Regions from separate parts of the Homo sapiens genome. Here region 1 is linked to region 2. A link is a contact called in ENCODE Hi-C or POLR2A ChIA-PET data. All regions are on one chromosome and are shown on one strand. The core of a region is the stretch at or near the end of the contact, and the rest is flanking DNA. Distances in the headings are between cores, read along the strand shown. Region 1 overlaps POLR3A (RNA polymerase III subunit A). Region 2 has its middle 22 kb from the start of DLG5-AS1.

The links. Hi-C counts contacts between places; a loop is a spot of excess contacts on that map. ChIA-PET counts read pairs that join two places held with the same protein, here RNA polymerase II (POLR2A).
Region 1: a loop to region 2 is called in a map of endothelial cell of hepatic sinusoid, with 10 times the contacts of the local background. The contact joins two enhancer-like sites. A Hi-C loop is called at or near these places in 3 of 168 maps with a recorded cell type or tissue (Caki2, astrocyte of the cerebellum and endothelial cell of hepatic sinusoid). POLR2A ChIA-PET finds 5 or more read pairs at or near these places in 6 of 52 experiments (AG04450, BJ, OCI-LY7 and 3 more).

The regions. Positions count from the first base shown.
Region 1 is chr10:77,998,970-78,001,669 of GRCh38, forward strand. POLR3A (RNA polymerase III subunit A) reads right to left here. Exons shown (of 31, transcript NM_007055.4): 18 at 2,007-2,125; 19 at 1,012-1,149. Among named protein-coding and RNA genes, the nearest start is that of POLR3A, 29 kb to the right of the region's middle. Within about 2 kb of position 1,387, at least 3 of the 41 ENCODE cell types and tissues checked have a DNase peak (open chromatin) inside an H3K27ac peak, as active enhancers do.
Region 2 is chr10:77,947,846-77,950,545 of GRCh38, forward strand. No RefSeq gene overlaps it. Among named protein-coding and RNA genes, the nearest start is that of DLG5-AS1, 22 kb to the left of the region's middle. RefSeq lists enhancers at 372-909, 910-1,447, 1,448-1,985 and a silencer at 1,326-1,620. Within about 2 kb of position 1,411, at least 8 of the 41 ENCODE cell types and tissues checked have a DNase peak (open chromatin) inside an H3K27ac peak, as active enhancers do.

The sequences.
Region 1 (2,700 bases), core at 137-2,636, 51 kb after region 2:
CATAAAAAATGATGAGTTCACGTCCTTTGTAGGGACATGGATGAAACTGGAAACCATCATTCTCAGCAAACTATCCCAAAGACAAAAAACCAAATGCCGCATGTTCTCACTCATAGGTGGAAATTGAACAATGAGAACACATGGACACAGGAAGGGGAACATCACACACCGGGGACTGTTGTGGGGTAGGGGGAGCGGGGAGGGATAGCATTAGGAGATATACCTAATGCTAAATGAGTTAATGGGTACAGCACACCAACATGGCACATGTATACATATGTAACAAACCTGCACGTTGTGCACATGTACCCTAAACTTAAAAGTATAATAATAATAAAATTAAAAAAATACAGTTAAATTATTGAGTGGAGAGTACAGGGATTGAAAAGACATCTTTTGCCTGTGGTCTTATGGAAGAACACAAGAAGACGTATTTTTCACTCCTCTGCCATTAGGGTACTTTTGTGGTAAAGTTTGAGAAGCACAAATGCTGAGAAGCCTCTAGTTTAGCCCTGTGCCCCAGAGTCTATTATCTCAGAGCTATACACTCTCTGAGGAAATGCTTTCCTTCTAAGCATCCAAGCCCCGCAGCAAGCACTGGAATAGGTCATTAGAGTTAATTAGAATGATATTAATAATGAGTTACATAAATAGTTGCAAAGAGAGAGGCAGAGGCCTTGCAATAACCCTCATTGTCACGTGTTAGTAAAGCGAGGCTTAGTGAGGTTGAATGACATATCCCACAATGTACTTCCATCCATGTTCTCCTCTAACAGCGCTTTGCTATGCGTGGCTCTGGCCTGGTCTTGATCATCATAGGATGATTCGGAACATACTACATTTTTTTTGGTTGTTCATTTCCAGGGCATCTACCTTTCTACATTTTTTCCTTTTAAATTTAACCCAAGACTAGATAAATTACAGCTCATGTGCAAAACGTGTACTCAATAGTCAAAACCCACAGAGCTCTGTCCTGCTCTGTTGCTAATGGCCTACATTTCTTCAGGTTACCTGCATGTATCCCGTTTCAGCTGTCTTTACAGCCGTGTCGACTAGACCTTCCCGGCCGGCCATTGTGTGGAAGAAAAACTCAGTTGGTGTCAAACCGGAATAAAAGCTATTAGCCACAAAGCCTTTGGCAGCTGGGAGCTAAAGAGAGGTAGAAAAAAGAAAAATCAAACAAAAAAAGTTCAAGGCCCACGATTCTGAAATCCACTCAAATCAGAAAATGCCCCACCTTGAGACTATAAATACCTGGCCAGTATATTCTCACTAAATGGCAGGCTTTCTTTGCCCTTTCCTTATGGAGAAATACTTTATACCAGGGACAAGGAGAATGAGGGCCCAGCCAGGGCTGGTGCTGGTGCCAGTGGCAGGCAAGTGGCCCAAGAGAGGGAAACCTAAGATCTGGATGCTCTCCTTAAAATAGGCAAGCAGTCAAGGACCTCAGAGGACACCCTGTGGATGGAGGCTGCCTGCCCATTCCCTGGGAAATGACACCTTCAAGATATCCTTCCTGTGGGCCAGACCTGCCCACCTACAAAACATAACCATGCATTGTCAATGTCTACAGGGTTTCATTCTGGGCACTGAAAATGTTCTAAAAGTAGGTTGTAGTGATGGCTGCACAGCTCTGTGATTAACAGTCACTGAACTGTGTGCCTTACATGGGTAAATTATATATGAAGTATAATTGTAATAATTACATATGAAGTATATATGTATTTAAAGTTTATTTATTTGTAGAGATGGGGTCTCGCTATGTTGGCCAGACGAACTCCTGGCCTCAAGCAATCCTCTTGCCTTGGCCTCCCAAAGTGCTAGAATTTCAGGCATGAGACACTGTGCCCGGCCTGAAGTGTATCTTAATAAAATGGCAAAAAATACATATATAAAACTCCACATGAAATTGGCCAACGGTCTTTGATCTGAATAGGTCTGTGTTCCTTGGAGGAAAGTGTAGATTAAGAGATCTTCACAGTTCTACCTGATCTGCTACTGCTTACCTTTGAGTGTTTTTCAAAATGAGGCAAGGACCTGTTTTCAAAGCCGTCTGGCACTCGAGAGCCACTGATGGCCTGCTGTCCCACACAGGCAATCATCTGTGATATGTTAATGAAGGAACCTGGGGACATGGACCAGAAATGTAACATTCATTTACCAAAATAACACTAATTGAAGTGCATGCAGATTGGAAGGGTAAAACAGGAATAGGCCCTTATGCTCAATGAGGTCATGGTCCTGGAACAGTAGAAGACAGAAATACAATCAAGACAACAAGGAGCTGTCAGGAACCCAAGAAAGGCGGAACGACGGCGAGAGGAGCCAGGAGCATGTGTGGGTTGGAGGAAAGGCTGGGGAAGTGACAGGTGAGTCTTCAAGGAGGCTTCAGCAAGTCCAGGTTGGACTCCTGGAGGACATTATGATTTGGACATAAAGGGAGAGGGGGAGGAATTCCAAAGTGGGTGGGAAAGTAGGAAGCAAAGACAGAGAAATGGAAAAGTGTGGGCTATGTCCTGAGGGTAGGAAGCAGGAGAGCAATGGGGTAAAAGGCAGCAAAGTTAAAGAGACTGGACTTTATCCTGTTTAAAAAAAAAGTGTACAGAAATAGAAGCACAGAGGTTTTGAATTTGAATGCATTATCATAAAACCAAATGCTTTGAGGGCCTCGGTATCTACAAAATAGAAGAATTATGCCAC
Region 2 (2,700 bases), core at 161-2,660:
ATCCCAGCACTTTGGGAGGCCGAGGTGGGCAGATCATGAGGTCAGGAGATCGAGACCATCCTGGCTAACACAGTGAAACCCCGTCTCTACTAAAAATACAAAAAAATTAGCTGGGCGTGGTGGCGGGCGCCTGTAGTCCCAGCTACTCGGGAGGCTGAGGCAGGAGAATGGCATGAACCTGGGAGGCGGAGCTTGCAGGGAGCCGAGATCGTGCCACTGCACTCCAGCCTGGGTGACAAAGCGAGACTCTGTCTCAAAAAAAAAAAAAAAAAAAAAAAAAATTTCAGTTTCTCCATATCCTTGCTAAGGCTGGTTATTTTCTGGTTTTTATTTATGTTTAAAATATGTATTTATTTACTTATAGAGACAGAGTCTTGCTCTGTTGCCCAGGCTGGAGTGCAGTACAGTGGCATGATCATAGCTTACTGCAGGATTGAACTCCTGGGCTCAAGGATCTTACTATCTCAGCCTCCCCAGTAGCTGGGACTATAGGCATGTGTGACCATGCCTGGCTAATTTTTTAATTTTATGTAGAGACAGGTTCTGGCTATGTTGTCCAGGCTGGTCTCCAACTCCTGGCCTCAAATGACCCACCCGGTTTGGTCTCCCACAGTGCTGAGATTACAGATGTGAGCCACTGTGCCCAGTCTATTTTTAAATATATTCTTAAATTTTTCATTGTAACCATCTTTTTTTTTTTTTTTTTTTTTTTGAGACAGGGCCTCATTTTGTCCCGCAGGCTGGAATGCAGTGGCACAATCTTGGCTCACTACAGCCTCTACCTCCCGATTCAAGCAACCCTCCTGCCTCAGCACCCCAAAGTAGCTGGGACTACAGGTGCATGGCACCACGCCTGCCTAATTTTAAATGTCTTTTTTGTAGAGGCGGGGTTTAGCTGTGTCGCCCAGGCTGGTCTTGAACTCCTGAGCTCAAGCGATCCTCCCGCCTTGGCTTCCCAAAGTGCTGGGATTACAGGCATGAGCCACCGCGCCCAGCCAGATAGTAGCCATCTTAATGGAGTGAGATGGCTTACTTTTAAACATTATTTCTAAACTGAACCCAGACCCTGGCATATTAGAGGTGGTTACACAGTGAACGCATTTGACGAACAGTCAAGGTAATTTTGTTTTCCAGGGTTTGCTCCATGAATAAACAATCTCTGAGAGGCTAGTATCTTGTCCAAGGTCAAGAGCCTGAATTTGAATTGTCTGACTGAAAGGCAGCATGTTCTCTACTAGTCACCTCTCTACCTGGTTCCACCCTATGCAAGGCAAACAAACGCAGAAGAAAGAAACCCATTGCCGTGCAAAATCCAGTGATTCCAAACCCAACCAGCCCACCAGGGATGTTCTGGGAGTCCGAGCTGGGGACAGGAGCACAGCCAGCCCTAGCCAGCCCTCCCCCCACCACACTCAGTGCCTGGCGGGGCAGAGCGAGTCACATTTCAGCCTCACTCACAGGCCAGCTTGAAATTCGGCCCAGCCGCCACTGCCTCCTGAGAACTCCTCCGGATGCCTGCAGGCTTATGCGGGGCTGAGTCACTTCCTCACCTTAATTCTCCCCTAATACCTTCCCTTTCTCTGCTGCTTTACTCCTGGCACCACTGTCTGGGTGTGGAATGTCTGGGGAAGCTGTGCAGGTGGGTTGGCTGAGCTGTCTGCCCAGATACCACAAACATGGCTGGGGAGAGAGGATGCAGGGGTAAAAGTAAAGCCAGATTTGTCTGCTGGCTCTTAAGCGCATCCTAATCCCCTCAGTCAGTTTGATCTTCGCAAACATGAGCACAGGTCAATATCTCTAAGCTTGGGTCCTGAGGGGCTGGTGGAGGATGGAGCAGAGGATGGATGAAGAGGAACAGGAAGTGAGGGGAGAGTGATGGCTGCTTTGGCTTTTAGAAACTTCCATCCCACATTACTTTCCCTAGGGAAGCTCCCACCTCCCATCCCTGGGAGAACAGACTGCATCCTGGAAGGTCAAGTTCCAGGTCATGTTAAATATGATGGTTTCCTGGATGAGTCTAAGGACATATCATTAATATCTTCAGCCTATTTCCAGAAGTCCTGCTGTTCCTCTTACCTACATGTATGCTGTTCTTCCCTGTGTACAACTTAACTTTCCTTTTCAGGTTTCGGATGCTTTGTCTGTACATTGCTTTGTGTGTTTGCCTGCCTCAGCTTGTACTTTCGGAGATAGAAATTGGGTCAAAGTTTTAATTTTTATTTAAGTTATTCATTTATATAGTTTAAAAAGTCAAGGGATGGTGCAAGATTTATGAAAAAGAGCCCTCTCCCTTCCCCTTAGCAGAGATAATCATCTTCACCTTTTTTCTTTTTTTTTTTTTTTTGAGACAGAGTGTCGCTCCATTGCCCAGGCTGGAGTGCAGCGACGTGATCTCGGCTCACTGCGACCTCCACCTCCCGGATTCAAGAGATTCTCCTCCTGCCTCAGCCTCCCGAGTAGCTGGGACTACAGGCGTATGCCACCATACCTGGCTAATTTTTGTATTTTTAGTAGAGATGGGGTTTCTCCATGTTGGCCAGGCTGGTCTTGAACTCCTGACCTCAAGTGATCTGCCCGCCTCGGCCTCCCAAAGTGCTGGGATTACAGGTGTGAGCCAGCATTCCTGGCCATCTTCAATTTTTATAGCTCATTCTTTTGGCATTTGTCTCCATTTCCCTCAATAATATTATTTTATTACTA